2 separate regions of the Homo sapiens genome follow, and region 2 is linked to region 1. A link is a loop called in an ENCODE intact Hi-C map of the cell type or tissue named here. Cell type or tissue: heart right ventricle. All regions are shown on one strand. Each heading gives the region's core, and the rest is flanking DNA. Links, peaks and the distances in the headings are about the cores only.

Region 1 (10,148 bases), core at 1,306-3,805:
AGGTGTGTGCTGAATTGCAAGATGGTATTTTTTTTTTTAACCAAGGGATGTCTCTTGTAATACTAACCGCGTGATAATGGGTTTTCAGACATGATGAAAAAAAAAAACTTTTACAAATGAATACTTACCTTAGAAATATTCACCTTAGGAAAAAAGACTTTGCTCTGCCCTTTTATATTCCTTTATGCTGCAAGTGGTGACATGTTCAGATTTCTAATTTGGTTCATTGTGGCCTATCTGGTTTAAGTCTTTCATTAAAAATGTCTCGTTAGAGTATTTGATGTCATGCACCAAAAAAATAAAACCCCACCTTGTTGCAAAAGCTGACCTCGTTGCATGGAATTAAAAGAGAAGGAAAAACACAAGGATGAAGTCTTTCCGAATTCATTCTTGTGGGAACTGGCCTTCGGAGCCAGCCAGCACTTTGGGCAAATGCAAACAACAATGAGTGCTTGAGATAAAAGAAAGTGTGACGTCATGGTCACTGGTACTCAGGCACTTCACAGTTTACTTGAAAGAGGCTTTGGAAAATAGATAAAGTGAAAGAAGAATAAATACATATTTTTAATAATGTAATTTTAAAAATCCTTTATAATCAGGACTGAGTCTTGGTTTGCAGAAGCTGTCACTTACCCTGAAACACAGTATCAAAAGGGAAACTTAAAACATACTGTTTGATTTTTTTATTTCCTCTTACAATCCATGTTTTCAGGTAGAATTATGACTTTCCCCCCATTGTTACACATTTCTTTACAAAGGAGGCCTGTAGAAATTGGACACGATCATGCTTGAGCATGTGAGTTAGTCAAATTATGAGTCCCTGCCTATTGTCCATTACACACCGAATGTTAATTTAAGAACCAGAGGCAGAAGTTCTGGCTTCCTGCTTGAAACCCAATTCTTATATGAAATTTTTTAAAAGCAGAAACCTAGCAGCCCATCTGCTTTTTCTCTTTTGTCGGTGTATTTGGTACCCCTCCAATGCTGGTCTTTTTGTAGAAACTCAGTAGAGAAAGTCTAGCTAAGCAGTGTTGAAAAGCCTGCAAGATTTCAGTTTACATATCGACAGCATATCCACTGATTTCTAAATGGGCTGGTCCCATCATCTGAAGATTCTGTATAGAATTATTAAAAAAAAAATCCATCTTTCTTTATTTTCTTCACATGCGACAATTTCTTAAGCACTTTGACATTTTGGTAGTTCCACACTATTGAGAGAATAATATATTTATTTTGTGACATTGCAGATGCCAAATACTGTAACCTTCTCATGATAACAATACTTAGGTTCAAGATCACTGTTCAAACCCTGTCATGCTTTAAAACTGATGCGAGATGATTTTGTTTTTTGCATAATCAATACTTAAGGGTGCAATCAACTGTTAGTAATTGTGCAGTAAAGTAAAGCCCTGTGGTGTATCAACTACTAGTTAAGAGTCTCAGTTGATTTCTGTAATGTTTGACCTAATAATAGCCCGTTTCGTCTCTGACCCAACAGAGGAAGCACAGATCAAATCACCTTGGAGTGGTCACCAGGGGGACAGGGAGCCCCCCACCAATGTATCAATGGGTGATTTATGATGCCTTCTGCCCTTTGGCGAGTGAATGGGTTTCCCATAGGGGAAGTTGGCCTCCCTCCGTGAGCTTTGGAAATGTTTTCTAATAGACACAGGGAGGCCAGTTCTGTTTCAGAGCAATTATCTTCCCAAATTCTCTGTTCTGGTGTTGGAACTGTGTGCCCTGGTTTCTGTTTTCCTTTCTACTGCTGTAATTCTCTGTCTCATCATCCTTCTCTTTTGTTTCCATAGCCTTTTATAATGCATATATGATGCTGTGAACAGAAATAAATTATTTATACAATCAAATGACTGGGGAGATTTTCTGTGGAATTTTTTGTTTGTTTTTTTGACATTGCTGGTATTCATTCTCTAGGCCTCTGCTGAGTGGGGGGATGGATCACAAGATGGTGTCTGGAGTTCTAGTCGGTATATCAGTCATCTCAATTTTTGGTGTCAGGGTCTAGCTCTGCCGTGAATGGTGGATCCGGATGCTAAAATGCAGGAGTCTGTATGCATTTGAGGCTCGTTCACTTGCGCCTGTCCTTCATCTGGGTGCCTTCCACTGCGTCATTTCAAATCCTTTAGGAAAATGGCCTCAATGTCTAGCCCTTCCTCAGCACTCTCATTTACTAAAAAGGTCATGAATTGATAATTACCTCAAAAAGGTAATTATATAAAATTGGAAATAGCTTTGTACTAATATAAGAACGCTGGAAGTTACAAAGCTACTCAGTATCTTGGCTTTGTCTCTCTGCTCAGTACCTGGGCTGAGTCCATGCTTTTTGAGTCCAAGGCTTGAGCTCTCTTAAATAGCAGGTGTAGTTAGACCCTCACACTCTGTAGACTCTGCAGAGAAAAGGTCCACTTTCTAGAGAAAAATGCGATTGGGCCAGAACCAATAGAACCTTGAATGGGTGCAATGGGTAGCATATGGAGGCACGTGGCAGCTGTTAAGCGACAGGCTTAATTGCTACTAAGTGATGGTTAAGACCCTAGTGGGGTATGGGGTCTCTTAAGCATGGAGCCCAAAAGAGCCAGTTCCAAAATCTGGCTCAAGTGCCTAGGGCCCTGTGATTTTGCTCAAGTCCTTTCCCTCTAAGCCTCAGTTTCTCATATGTAAAATGGGATCATAATGGTACCTCAAAGAATTGTTGGGAGGATGAAGCAGGATAATACAGGTGAAGCGCCTATCCCCATGCCTGGCACACAGTAAGTGTTCAATCGCTTTCAATTTGTTGTTATTGGCTGCCAACATGTGGAACGTGTGATAACCTCACCCGCCTGCAGGTCTTTAAGTCAGGTCCTTGCAATCTCCCTTTTAGCCACACTTCTTGGTATCCTCATCCCACTAAAACCTAGGCTGCTGACTCTGGGCTTGGGCCAGAATGGAGTGAAAACAAGCACCTGGAGACCGTCTGATCAACCCAGGTGGTCTTCTCCTCCAAAGGTGTAAGAGGCTGAATTAGGTGTCAAACTTAGGTTGCCGGACTCTTGAATCCATTACTTTTCATACATCCCATATCACTAGGCTGTGATCCCCTCAAAGCAGGGAGGAGATCTTCTTTAATTGCTGGTGCCTAGCATAGTACTGAGCATATAGCAGGTGCTCAGTAAATATTGGCTGAATGACTTAATTCCTGTCAATTAGTTTTGGTCATAAACTTTAGGAATTAAATAAAATTACTATCTCCTATTAAATATTTAAATGAAAATAGACAAAATATTGTTATTCTTCCAGATCAGTATTGTGAGATGAATCATTGCTCCAACCAAGCGTGTTGAAACTTACACATTGGTGAACACATTTGTGGGTTTAGAGGTTTTTCTTTAAAAATGAGCGTGGCTTGACTTTAATCATTTACATTGCTGCAGGAACTAATTATTGGGACATAGATTACATCAAAAGGGCACGGATGCTGTTTCTGAAACCTAAAAAGCGGCTGAAAAACCACTTAGGGACTATTGTGGCTCCCCAGGAGTAAAAATGTTGAGAATCAGAAGAAGCAAAGACCAAAACCCTTGCTTTATAGGGCAACCTTAATTTAATCTTGATTCAACAAATACATTCTTGGGGAGCCAAGTGACATCTGATACTTAGACAACATCAATCATGTTATGTTTTCTAGAAAATTAACTGCAAGTGGCCCCATCCCTCTGACCACTAGTAACCGAGGAGGTTGGTGTTAATCCTAAGCCGCTGTCCTATTTCCCACAATCTGAACTTTTCCTTCAAGGTTTCGATTCTTCGTTTGCCACAATCTGAACTTTTCCTTCAAGGTTTCGATTCTTCGTTTGTAAGTTTTTTTCGGTAGACCAGGGACGCCTGGCCTTACTGTTTTGTGCCTTTATGCTCGTCTCCAGAGCTTGGGTTCTTGGAACGATCCTGTTACCAGCGTTAACTGTTAGACTGTTTTGATGTCACAATCATGTGGTAGCAAGGAACGACAAAATTATGTGCATATAACTGATGTGAAGATTAAGGGTTTGACATGAAAAAAGTAAGAAGAGAACAAATGCAGAACTTGATAGTCCTTGATTTAGCAGCTCTCTGGCTGCCCAGCTGAATAACCTCTCTTCTGCTTTGTGTCCTGTTGTAGGTCTGATGCCCACAGCTTGGCATTTGCCTGCCAGAAAGAAATCCGCCATCTCAGTTGATATGCAGGCATTTCTCTTCTCTCCTCATTCAGCTGTCTCGTACATGTTCACTTATCCTTAAAACAGCCCTCTCCTTCTGGCTCTCCCTGGCTCAGCTGAAACTCGTTTAAAATAGAATTTGCACAAGACATTGGAGGATTTTATACATTTGTTTTGCACCAGTTCTCAACTTAAGCGTGGGGCTGCGTCAGTTTCAGAGAGGAACTTGCAATGTGAGGGTTTCTGAGAAAGTAGCCTGTTGTTTCTTCCCCAAGATTAGAAGTGAGAATGAAAGATCTGTGTTACTTACTCCACCTAAATTTTCAGAATATGCCGTGGCTTTCTTTGAATGGTACCACCTTACACACAACTCTGGGCGTGAACTGCTCCTAATGCAGGATGTAACTGTGACTGCATTCTGCATGGAGCATGGCAGCATGGTGTGAAAGAAGTAACCAAAACAAGCAATTTTTAAAGTTGTTTTTATAACATGCCTTTTAGAAGACGAGCATCTCGTTTGCATTTGTTAATTAAAATTACTGTAACATAGTAACATTAGGCACAGCCTGGTTTATAGTCCCTGTTAGTCCTAGATGATCATGGTAATAGCCACTGCAGCCTTTACTGAGTGCTTAGTATATGCTAGATACCATGCTAAGTGCTTCACTTCCTTGATAATTTTTCCTCCCAAAGGCCCCAAGAGATCAACTAATTTTATTTGCACTTACAGATGAGGAAACCGAGGTTCAGAGGAGATTAGCTAATGTTCTGCGAGGGTGGAACTAGTTTAAGACCCAGATCCCTTCAACCCAAGGGCTGGGCTCTTGGAGGCTCCACTAACCTGCTGCCCTTTGATCAGGAAGGTTCTGCAGTTTAAAAAATATTGGGCTCTGGGCCAGGCGCGATGGCTCACGCCTGTAATCCCAGCACTTTGGGAGGCCAAGGCAGGTGGATCACCTGAGGTCCGGAGTTTGAGACCAGCCTGGCCAACATGGTGAAACCCTGTCTCTACTAAAAATACAAAAAATTGGCCGGGCATTGTGGTAGGCACCTGTAATCCTAGCTACTTGGGAGGCTGAAGCATAAGAATCTCTTGAACCCGGGAGACGGAATTTGCAGTGAGCTAATATTGCACCATTGAACTCCAGCCTAGGCAACAGAGCGAGATTCCGTCTAAAAAAATAAATAATAATAAATCTGGGGCTCTGGATCTAGGAAGACGAGGATGGACGGTTTGTGTTGCCAGCCTGCATCACCACCCTCATGCTGATGACAGAAAGGGTGACCTCCTTCCCCTCCCCCTTCCCCCACTGCCAGGGCTCTGCCGACATCCCAGCACTGCACCTTGCTTTCTCTCCTTAGCACCTCCCAGTGTCTAGAAGACAACCCCTCTTGCTTCAGATTCTGTCCCTGAACAATTTTGTTTTCAGTTTTCCTTTCAGGAGTGTTTGTGTCGGGGACGATGCCTACCCCACAGAGGATGGACAGGGAGGAGTGTCAGGTGTCACTGGGTCTGCATTTGGGGATGTGATCTTGAATGAGTCACCTGTCTAACCCCACTCAACCTCAGACCGCTCAACTACAGGATGAGGCTGAGAATCCCCATCCTGCCTACCTCTCAGTATTGTTTTAAAGGTAAAATGAAACACTAGACAGAAAAGCACCATGCAAGCTGCAAGGCAAGTCACACACACGGCAAGGATGCATATGATGCTTCGGCTGTGACCCCTTCTCCCCGCTGATGGCAGGATGCCCCCTCCTGCGTGTAGGGGAATTCTGCTGGTCTGTTTTTCACAGACAGGCCAAACAGCCCTGGTGCTCGCTCCCTCTTCATTTTCACTGATAAGACTTCCAGCTCATGGAGAGTAAACCAAAGGAGACTTCCTAAGGGAAAACATCTTTCCTTGTGAGATTCTGGGCATTGAATCTTTAGTGGAAGTTTCCAGTAAGTGGCTGTGGGGGAAATGAGCCTCCTCTATCTGTGGTTTGCAGAATTCTCATTCTTCTAATGGCTACTCCTGGGTGTTTCCATTTCCTTAAACGCTAACTCACTGTGCAGTTAATTTCAACTGCCTATGCCTCATAACAACTAAAAAAACTACAATTGTAACATTTAAAAGGCATCATGGTAAGTAATGATCATTGCAACAGTTTATTTCATAAATATGTGTTTGAATCCATTATTACATGAATGAAAATTTGCATTGCTATGTAATTTGAAGTGTGCTGGGATGCTGTATTTATCATATAAAAAAGCTTCCAAAAACAGAATGGACAACCAATAGTGACACCCACAATATTGGGGAGACTGTGATATAGGCAAAGGCACTTGTCCTCAGAGGGCTGATATTCTAGTAGGTGAGTCAGGCCTAAATGATCAAGTGAGGTGCTTGACTCCAGTGCAAAGCATCCATCATTTTACCAAAGAGAAAGTCACAAATTTAACCAAACCCACCATTGCAAGCCACACCAGCCTTGGGATAGAGCCAGAAGCAATGTATGTTCCCTAAGGATATTACTCTGTGGTCCTGGTACCTGCCATGTGAAGAATTCTGCCCCCCTCAAAATCCTTCTCCAACTCTTTCAGAGATTTCCTGGGGCAGGGAGGGATGTTCATTGTACACATGTCCTCAGCCTCCTCCACATGTCCTCAGCCTCCTCCACTTCCTTTCCTTCCCTGACTCCTGGAGGCAGTGCCAGTTTTGCAGGTTTTGGAGAAGCTGATCATCATGATCAGCATGATGGCTCAAACTGCTAACCCCAAACACTGGTGACCCCACCTGGGTCCGCCCCATTCTCAATGTCCTGCAGATATTTCGGGGGCCTGGCTCCTCAGTGTCTGCTCTTGCACATAAGGAACACAGGAGTCAAAGAGCCCAGGGATTATCTGAGTGTCTAATGCTGTGCCATCCCAGAATCCCCCTTTTATCTGACACTGGCTCTCTCTCCTGGAGCCTTTCTCAGGTGTATCAGCCCACTAGTCCCCTCCATGGAGTTCTTCCCAAGAGATGCCTTAACTGATTAGAAATCCTGGGATGGATGGGAATCTTGGTGTGGGCCCAGCTCCGGGTTCTAAACCAGGGCTCCATCAACCTAAAGGGAGATGTGTGGTCTGCCTGCAATCCGGTTGCTGTCATAGAGTTAAGAATTTCCTGCAGAAGTATTGCGAATGACTACTTCCCCCTGAAATCCAGGCTGTGTCTTAATTCTGCTCTTCCTGAATCTGATTGTATAGATAATTGGATGCTGGAATCAGAGATTAAAGGGTCTGATATGGGGTGAAGGCCTCAGAAGGAGACACTGCAGGTAACCTATACAGTCAATATCTTATCTTGCTGGCAGGACCCTGATTTTGCTTGGATGGCACCTTCTGTCTCATGGTTTTGTATTCAGAAAAGGCTACCCTATCCCCAGCTTTAAGAGAAATTAATATCAACCATAAAATCAATCATTCCTGTTGCCCGCAATTTGCTTAGGATAGGTCCTGTTGCCATTCTGACCAATGAGGATGAAAGGAAAGGCTTTTTGTAGAAGAGAGAGCGGGTGGGCTTTGGAAAAAAAATTTTATATTGGAAAATGAGACATAGGGACCATATGGCTCTCCTTTGCTGTCTCTGAATTTCAGCAAATGAAGATGTGATGCCTGGAGTGACTGCAGCCATCCTGATCCCATGAGGAGAGCCAACCCAGACACTGAGGATGGCAGAAAGGAAATATGAAAGGAACCTAGGTCTTAGAAAATGTCATCCAACTGCTGGAATAACCAACCCCAGGACTGCCTGAACTCAGGGCTTGGGATTTCAGCTATCCTTCAGACACCATCACCAACCCTGATGTTGCAAAAACAATGAGAGCTCCCCACAAGAGCTGCCATGTGAGAGAAGCCTCTCCACCCTCTCTGTGTGTGACAAGAGGTCACAAGCAGATGGAAACCTGCCTTGCTTGGCCCAGGCTGGGGGAGTGGAAGGACTGACTGCTCCCATCCTGGTTTGACAATTACTGCCAAGGAGCCAAGGACATTCTGGCCACAAGAGTGTAATTCAGAGTAAACAGCTGAGAACGTCATTCATTGTTAAGCCCTTTACCACTGTTCATTTTCTCAAAAGAAATTATTCTGATAATATTAATTACTGCCATTCATGCAGTGTTTGTTTTATATTAGATGCTGAATTGAGCACTTGACAGTCATCTCATTTAATCCTCTCTGAAGCACTATGAGGTAGGCATGTACTTCCTGCCTCCACCAACTGCCTCCTTTGGATAGACAGACAGACAGATAGACAGACAGATAGATACTCTTAAAAACAAAGGTTGACCACTTTTGGAGTGCCAAGCACTGAGCCAAACATGTTAGTTGGGCTGTCCTTCTTACCCCTGACAGTAAACATCATGGAATCAGGACTATTTTTATCATTAGCCTCACTACAGAAATACAGAAACAGGCTTGGAGGTGCTGGGTGCCTTGCCAGGGTCACAGTGCTACTATGCAGAGTGAGGATTTGAACCCAGGCAGTCTGACCTCAGAGCCTGTGCACCTGCCATGAGGCAGCTCTACACAGCCCTGAGCTGGAAACTTGCACATGGCAGGTACCCCAGGATATCTGTCTCATGAATGGACTCCTAATTGGTGCAGCATCCACCACCATTGCAGCTGAGAAGGACCGCACAGGGATCTCTGAACCAGCGCCTTTCAAATCTGATGGGCATACTTACTGCCTGCCTGGGGATTCCGTTGCATCGCGCATCCTGACTTGGTGGGGCTGGGGTATGTCATGAGATTCTGCTTTTCTAGTAAGTTCCCAGTGAGGCTGATGCTGCTGTTCCCTGAATGCAAGCATCAGAGCATTCATTCATTTGTTGGGACCTTGGCTTTGTATCATGCCAGCACCCCAGAAAATTTCGTGCCTCAGCCATGTTTCTCTGGTCCCTTTAAAGCAGTGGCTGTCAACCATGGGTGATTTTGTCCTCCAGGTGCAATGGCAATGTCCTGAGACATGCTTGGGTGTCACCATTAAGGGGAGGGGGCTACAGGCATCAGGTGGGTAGAGGCCAGGATGCCACTGAACATCTTACCATGCCTGGGACAGCTCCCCAGACAATGATCTGGCCCAGAATGTCAATAGCACTGAGGTTGAGGAAGCCTGCAAGAGGTCCTTGCACTGGCAGTTCCCTCTCCCTAGGACACTTGTCCCCCAAGGGACTGCCTGGCTCCATCCTTCCTTTCCTTCAGGTCTTTGCTCCAACATCCCCTTCTGGGTCCAGCCTTGCCCAGCCTCATTTTAAATTGTAACTCCCATCCCTCACTGTCTCTCCCCTCCCTGCATCATTTTTCTCCATGGCACATAATTCCACTGACATAATACGCATTTTCCTCAATGATTTGTTCATTGTCTGTCTCTCCTATGTGTTAGTTTCCACTGCTCCTGAAAAAAATGGCCACAAACTTAGTGGCCCCAAATAACACAAATGCATTCTTTTACAGTTCTAGGGATCAGAAGGCCTCAAATCCAGGTGTCAGCAGAGGTTGCTCCTTCTGCAGCCCCAGGGGAGAGTCTGTTCCTCGCCTTCTCCAGCTTCTAGAGGCTGCCCATGTTCCTTGACTCATGGCCTCCCTTTTATTAGGTTGGTGCAAAAGTAATTGCCGTTACTAATGGTAAAAAATGCAATTATTTTTGCACCAACCTAATATCTTCAAAGCCAGCCGCACAGCACCTTCAAATCTCTCTCTGACTCTGGTCTTTCTCTTATAAGAACCCTTATGAAGACACCGGGCCCACCCAAATAATCCAGGACAAACTCCCCACCTCAAGGTCCTCAGCTTAATCACATCCACAGCGTTCTTTATGCCGTGTGGGGTAACATATTCACAGGTTTCAGCAATTAGGACATGAGCATTTGGGGGACCATTATTCTGCCCACCACACCCTCCTAGAATGAAAGCACCACGGAGGCAGA
Region 2 (7,697 bases), core at 4,728-7,227, 54 kb after region 1:
CATCACTCCAATCTCTGCCTGTGTGGTCACGTCACCTTCTCCTCTCCAGTATGTGTTGACTCTCCTTCTGTCACTCTTTTATAAGGCCCTCTGTGATTACATTTAGGGAGTACCAGGCTAACTCAGGATAATCTCCCCATCTCAAAATCCTTAACCTAATCACACCTGCAAAGACCCATTTTCCATATAAGGTAACATTTATGGGACACAGGAGTTAGTACCTGGTATCTCTGGAGGTCGTTATTCAGCCTACTATAGTTGTCAGTTATGGAGTTTGCTTTTACAGCCTATATTTGCTGTGTTTTTTGATGATGACGCTTACAAGGCTCACTGTCTCAATATGGTGGGACCTGCAGGTACTAATGGCTATGACATCTGGACAGGAGACAAACAACAACAAGAATAAGTTTGCAGGAACCTGGAGCCACTGGCATCTGCTTGTTCTTCCTCGCCTTTTGCTGCTTATGGGTTGTTGCCTTGGCAGAGCCATGGCTAGAGGTTTAGAGTAACTCGTACACTTTTGACAAGAAAAGGTTTTGACCCTCATAGGGGAAAAAACCACAGCTCTTGTGTAGTTATTCCCATAGCTAATTTGAATACAATACGTCAAGAAACATGGCCCAAAACCTTTCCTATCAAAAGCATTTAGGTTATTATTCTTAAATGGTTTTGATGATTGTATATTTTACCGTGGAATCGTAACTATGCATTATTTAGATACATATTTCTGCTAAATTCCATTCTCTCTCTCCCTTAAAACTGTGAATGCATTTGGTGTTTAAGAACACATGCGTGCTCCTTAACCACAGGGGCATACGCTCAAGCCGCCCCAACAAACGCTGCTATTATTGAAATGGGTGCTCCAGAGTTAGAAAGTAGTTTTTATTTCTTCTAGGTGTTATGCAGACTTATGGTAATCATACCTTGTACTGTTAACCTTTGTATGTAATAGTAGCATTTGTTCCTATCTATTGAAACACTACTATGTCTGTGTAACATGCATTAAATAAAAATGGAATGTTGGTAATTTTCAGCTCCTTTACTTCCTGCCAGCTCTCCCTTTAGAAAGCTAACTGGAAGATAAATATATTTTTTTCCAGTGAAATATAGAATTTGTTTTTCAAAGAATGAAACAAAAGTAGGAGTTTATCGTTTTGTTTGAATTCAAATAATCTCTTAAATCTATGGGAGTAAATAGCAAATTTGAGGGCAGGGGGAGAGGGGAAGATACCATACAAATAGCTAAATTTATACCGAAAGTTCAATGGAAACAAAAACAGCATAGACACATGACAGGGGACGCCATCAGTGGACACAAAATTGGAGCTTTAGATAAGGGATATTTTTATTACATGTACACTCAATATACATGAGTTCACATGTATATTAGGCAGCCTTCTCCATCACAGCAGAGACTGCAGGCCCAGGAAACCTGATGGATTCATTCATAGGTTCACTCATTTGGTGATTTAGCTGATACTGAATGAGCACTGGTACAGAGCAGATACTAAAGGTAACAGGGTGAGCAAATAGGGTCTGTGTCTTCACTGGGAGGCATCCTTGTGAAGGAAACAGATATTAAGACCTTTCAGGTTCTTCTAATTGTATCCTAAGAGCAAAGAGGTGTCTCGGAGGGTATTGAAAGTGGTGAAGTAGAAACTGTCATGATCATATTTACATCTGAAATGAACACTTGGTTGGAAACCGGTGCAAGCCTAGGTGGACATCAGTCCAGGAAAGAAATGATGGTTATTGGGATAGAGGTGGTGGCAGTGGAGAAAAAGGGATAGATTTGAGAGATTTTTCTAAGGTAAAGTTCAGAGATCCATGTGACGGTTTGGCTCTGATTTGGGCAACCTTGATTTGCTGAAACTGTCTATGGTTACCTGTCGCTACAATGTAACCATTTATTCGCCCGGGCACAGTGGCTCACGCCTATAATCCCAGGACTTTGGGAGGTCGAGGTGGGCAGATCACTTCAGGTCAGGAGTTTAAGACCAGCCTGGCCAACATGGTGAAACCCCCTCTCTACTAAACGATACAAAGAAATTAGCCGGGCGTGGTGGCGCATGCCTGTAATCCCAGCTACTCAGGAGGCTGAGGCAGGAGAATCACTTGAACCCGGGAGGGGGAGGTTGCAGTGAGCTGAGATGGTGCCACTGCACTCCAGCCTGGGTGACAGAGTGAGACTCCGTCTCAAAAAAACAAACAAACAACAACAAAAAAAACCATTTATTATTACTCTGCTATGGTCCAAATGTTTGTGTCCCCCCACAAAATTCATATGTTGAAACCTAATCAACAGTGAGATGTGTTTGGAAGTGAAGCCTTTGGAAGGTGATTAGGTCATGAGTGTAGAGCCCCCATGAAAAGAATTAGTGCCTTTAGAAAAGAGGCCAGAGAGAGACCTCTTGTTCCTTCTGCCATATGAGGTTACTATGAAAAGATGATTGTCTATGAACCAGGAGTGGCTCTCACCAGAAACAATATCAGCCAGTACCTTGATCTAGGTCTTCCCAGAGTCCAGAACTGGGAGAAATAAATGTCAGCTGGGCAAGGTGGCTTAACACCTGTCATCCCAGCACTTTAGGAGTCTGAGGTGAGAGGATCGCTTGAAACCAGGAGTTTGAGACCAGCCTGGGCAACACAGTGAGACTCCCGTCTCTACCAAAAACTAAAAAATTAGCTGGGCGTAGTGGCACGCACTTGCAGTCCCAGCTACTCAGGAGGCAGAGGTGGAAGGATCACTTGATTCTGGGAGGTTGAGGCTGCAGTGAGCTATAATCATGCCACTGCATGCCAGCCTGGACAACAGAGCAAGATGCTGAAAAGAAAAGAAAAGAAAGAGGAAGGAATGAAGGAAGGAAGGAAGGAGAAAGAAGAAAGAAAAGAAAGGAAGGAAGGGAGGGAGGAAGGAAGGAAGGAAGGGAGGGAGGAAGGAAGAAAGGAAGATGCCTGTTGCTCATGAGACACCCAGTTGAGGGCTTTTGTTATAGTAGCCTCCATGGACTATCATCCTCCTTTTTTTTTTTTTTTTTTTTTTTGAGACGGAGTCTCGCACTTGTTGCCCAGGCTGGAGTGCAGTGACGTGATCTCGGCTCACTGCAAGCTTCGCCTCCCAGGTTCACTCCATTCTCCTGCCCCAGCCTCCCGAGTAGCTGGGACTACAGGTGCCTGCCACCACGCCCAGCTAATTTTTTGTATTTTTAGTAGAGACGGGGTTCATCCTCCTTTTACTCTCCCAAGTGTCCAGTTTGGACAATAAACTCTGTGGTCACTCTGCCTCTGAGGCATAGGGAGAGGGTGGTGTCGAGGATAAATGTGGGCCTGTGACTTACACTCTGGAAAGACAGCAGTGCCATTGCTGAGATAGTATGCATGGGTGGATGCCATGATTCTACAGGTTGTCACGTCACAACCACTTTCGCTCAGAAATAAGCCGGGCAGTGCTGCAGGCTTAAGGGTGTTGGAATTTGTCTGGTTGGTCAACTAAGCAACGGGCTGCCCACCAGCATCAGTAAAGACAAGCACCATCTATAACCTTGGGCAGTCCTACCAGCCCTAGTGTGTCATGTGGTCACCCAGGCTCCCTGCCGACTATGGCCACCGTTCCCTGGCCACCTCCTCACATAGGAAACACATGTTGGTCTCATGAGAATTGTATCCCCAAGCACCATTTCCTCTTGGGCTCATGTGGCCTGCACACCCATCCCTCCTGTCCATGCTGATGGTGGGAAGACGCTAGCGAGGATAATCCCATAGCAAGAATCTGAGAGAGCCCAGGTGGGCACAGAGGGACAGTGACAGAGCCTCCGAAAAGGAGGAGAACAGGGGAAAGGGAATTATTTTTGCAGGCAAGGGAACAACAGCACAGATTTTGACCTACTCAATTACACTCCAGAGTGTGCACTTGCTTCCTGCCCAGCCACATTCTCCTGGTAGACACCTGATCCCCCTGTGACTTCGCTGCTGAAAACTTTTCTTTCAGATCCCCTTTGGCCATTGTCTGGGTGCTCCCAAGAGTCTTCCCTTCAATCCTACTGGGGGTCCCCAGCACCCTGGGCCAGGCCTCTCCCCATATTACCAAAAAGGGTTCAAACTGTTCCCATGAAGCCAACTCTTCATATGGATGGGATGGGATCCCTCGTTACTGAAGAATCACCAAGTCAAGTGAAGCATGAGCTGTTCCCCTTGACCTTGTCTTCTAATTGATCATCGGTTTTTCTTATCAGTTTGTGAGATCTCCTTGTACAATAGGCATATGAATATTTTTGTCTGACATGTGCTGAAAATATTTTTCCAATTTATCACTTTTCATTTGATTAGGTGTATGGTATCTTTCCCTAGGTTATATATATATATATATATATATGATAGATACAAATGACAAATACATGAATATAATTGCACATACACAGTGATTTCCTGTCAAGAGTAATATAGTCTCCCCATGTATAGTTTTCCTTGTCTCTAATTTTATTAAATTGTGTTTACATTTAGATCTTGGATTATTCAAAACATCGCACTATTTCTTCAATCACTCCCAAAGACAATTTATAAAAAACTTAACAGAATCTGATATTTCTAAAATAAATCACTCCAGACCAGTATCTTTTCTCTCCACCCCTCACCGAGACGGAGTTTTGCTCTTGTTGCCCAGGCTAGAGTACAATGGCACGATCTTGGCTCACCGCAACCTCCACCTCCCGGATTCAGGCGATTCTCCTGTCTCAGCCTCCTGAGCAGCTGGGACTACAGGCGCCCGCCACCCCACCCAGCTAATTTTTGCATTTTTAGTAGAGGCGGGGTTTCACCATTTTGGTCAAGCTGGTCTTGAACTCCTGACCTCAGGTGATCCACCCGCCTTGACCTCCCAAAGTGCTGGGATTACAGGCATGAGCCACCACGCCTGCCCTCCAGACCAGTATCTTATGTGAAAATATTTTATTGTATTCTAAGAAAACAAGATTGAGAGCAGAATTGAAATTCTACCCCGCCTGCCCCCGCCCCCCGCAGGCTGACTTCTCCAGCACAGCCCCTCACCTCCATTTCCTCTCCTACCAAAAACATTAGTCTTTCTTCTATCCCTAGACCAGCCCTGGGTGGAAAGACTTATTCGGATCTAAATTTTGAGCTTCCTGTTTCTTGCGGAGTTGATTTACGTTTCACTTTTCTGTTCTAAAAGCATTATCTATTCATTGTAGAAAACAAAAGTGTTATAAATAGTAAAGCCTCCACAAGCGGACATTGTTGGAGGTCTCAGCATCTGACTCTCGCCTCCATCTCCAGAGCCATGTCTTTCCCCGTAGCTGCTATCCAGGGATGGGCCCCCAGCCCGCCGAGAGCCAGGAGACCAACGGTAGCCTTACCTGTGGGGAGAGGCAGCCCACTATCCTTCCAGTCCCTGAAAGCTACTGAAGGGAACTCTGCTGCTCTGGCGGTGGGGGGTAGGCAGCCTTCAGCAGAGGAGGCAGGGCAGCACCCAAGGCCCTGGAGGGGGAACCCAGAGATGCCCTTCAGGACATGTTGTCCCAGACCTGAGTGTCTGATCTGCTAATGCTGTTATGCAGAAGGTTGGGATGAAACGCCCCACTTGCCCCACTCACTGGAGCCACATAAACCACCTGAGCTGGAGCGGGTGTCTTAGTCGGGCCTGCCAGGTGGCTGGAGGATGTGGGAGAGGAGGCCTGCTTCTCGTCCAATTCTCCTCTTCTTTGTCCAGAAATAGGCACACAATGAGGAAGGCGTCTGATTCCAGATGGCAATTGTCCCAGAAAAGCAGGTGCCCTGCACCAGTGTGGACATGCATGCGCATTAATCTAGCCATTTCCATTCAGGGTGCCCACGCCTTACTTCAGAAGGGGGCTCAGTTCATGAAAGGTGGAAGGAACCCAGGAGCGGGAGAAAAGAGTGCTGATGAAAATGGTCTTTGTTCTAAAGAAAATCCCCAAGGGAAGCATCGTTTGGTCGCTTGGTTTTGAATGGATGGAGCACAAAGCAAAGCCTCAGATGTGGTCAGTTGGGAAGGGAAGCACTCAAGCTGAGACAAGCCACTGCAAGAAAGCAAGTGGAGGGGCAGGTTTTCTTCTGCCCTCTCTTCTTCAACCCAAGAAGAGCTACCACATATTCACTGAGTACCACCCTGTGCAGGGAGCAAGGGCTGGGTGGTGGGAGCCTGCAGCCAAAGGACACGGGCATCCTAGGGACAGAGAAAACAGTGCCAACCAGGGATCCCTGTCTACAGCGTGGGAGATGAGGAGCAGAGCTGCTTATGGTCCTGAAAGAAATGGGTCTGAAGCAGAAGAAGAACACTTCTTAGGGTGGCCACTGCAGCCCGTTTGAGGGTCTTTCCCAGCCTGTGAATGCAGACAGATCAGGAGAATTTATAGGAACCAAATACGGGGGACACCACTCTCCCCTGCTCTCTCTTCCACCAAGAGAAGCAGTGCCATGGTGCCTGTGGTTATGCATGCTTGAAGGTCCTCACTTGGTCTGCTTCTTGCACTCTCTGCTGGTGGTGTTCCCTCGGGTACCATGAGCAGGGGCACCCACAGGGAGAAGAGGCCAGGGTGAGGCTCAGAGCCAAGGCTGATGCCTATGAAGGGAGGCAGCTGAGTTGGAGGCCACAGCGTGGATGGTCCCTGTCACTGGGGAGGGACAGCATGTGGAGCTTTCAGCTTCTCCCAGGGTGGGTGGTATCACTCAAGGAGGAACCAACAAACCCCACTCTTTCCCTTTCCCTCTCTCTTGACTTCCCTCCATCTTTCTTACCTTTCTTCCCCCCGCAAACCTTTATTGAGCACCTACTATATACCAGGGGTGATTCTAGGAGCCGGGGAAAAAGCAGTAAACAAAACAAATGCTTGTCTTTGTGGTACTTATACTCAGATGGAGGACAGGTCAAAGAAATACTTTGATGTTAGAGTTCAAGACAGTGCACTGCTTGACAAAGAAAGAAGCAAGTCAAGGAGAGAGAGGGCAGGTGGAACCCGCCACAAAGTGGCCTCTGTGTGGAGGGATGTGGAGCGACTGCACCGTCCCACTCGGTGTCCGTGTGGGGTCTGGGGCTCAGGACAGCCAGCACAGGGACTCCAGGGCTCCCCCATACACTGTGTGGTGCCTAAGGGTTCCAGTGGGGCAGCCCAAGTGTGTGCACTGACCTGGGCCAACATGCAGGGCCCTGTTATGCAAGGGAGAAGGAGCAGGGACTCGGGGGGAGCGGCGCCACAGGCATTCTGGTGTGGTTTCTCCAGACCCGCCTGCCTGGGAGGAACCTGATTCTGCAGCTCGTCACCCCTCAGCCCTCCCACAGCCCCTGCAGCAACTTCCAGGTCTCTGCTCTGCAACAGTGGTACCTCCCCTCAGCATCCCTCCCCACCAGTCTCCTGGAAGCTTCTCAGGCTTCTCCACCTTTGCTCCTCCATAAAAAAAAAAGTCCCACACCAAGCTCACTGGGGCCATGCTGGACTCCACCGGGCACCATGAACTGACCCAAAACTGGAGCACCAAGTCCTTCAGCGTTGGCATTGGGCAGGAAAACAGGAGACAGGCAGGTCACCAAACCACCAGAATGCAGAGTTTAAAAATAGCCTCTCGGCACTGCCCTACTTCTCCTGAAATGATTCCATTGGATCTGGTCACATTTTTATATTCTGGAAGCACTCGAGATGGATTTTCACAATACACATTAAAGCCAT

What was found. Hi-C counts contacts between places; a loop is a spot of excess contacts. Peaks named below come from ENCODE experiments on the same cell type or tissue, not always from the same donor. Only the 100,000 strongest peaks of a DNase experiment are listed, where the experiment ranks them.
Region 2: it touches region 1 in a loop (2.5-fold over the local background); 32 of 110 quality-filtered maps call a loop at or near these places.

What each region holds. Positions count from the first base shown.
Region 1 is chr2:234,484,758-234,494,905 of GRCh38, reverse strand. It overlaps ARL4C (ARF like GTPase 4C), which reads left to right. Exons shown (of 2, transcript NM_001282431.2): 2 at 1-1,865. Among named protein-coding and RNA genes, the nearest start is that of ARL4C, 7.2 kb to the left of the region's middle. In heart right ventricle, for the core only: no CTCF peak of the experiment used is centred there; no DNase peak of the experiment used is centred there; H3K4me3 peaks cover 448 bases; H3K27me3 peaks cover 2,062 bases.
Region 2 is chr2:234,436,188-234,443,884 of GRCh38, reverse strand. No RefSeq gene overlaps it. Among named protein-coding and RNA genes, the nearest start is that of LINC01891, 15 kb to the left of the region's middle. In heart right ventricle, for the core only: no CTCF peak of the experiment used is centred there; a DNase peak (open chromatin) is centred at 5,753; H3K27ac peaks cover 816 bases.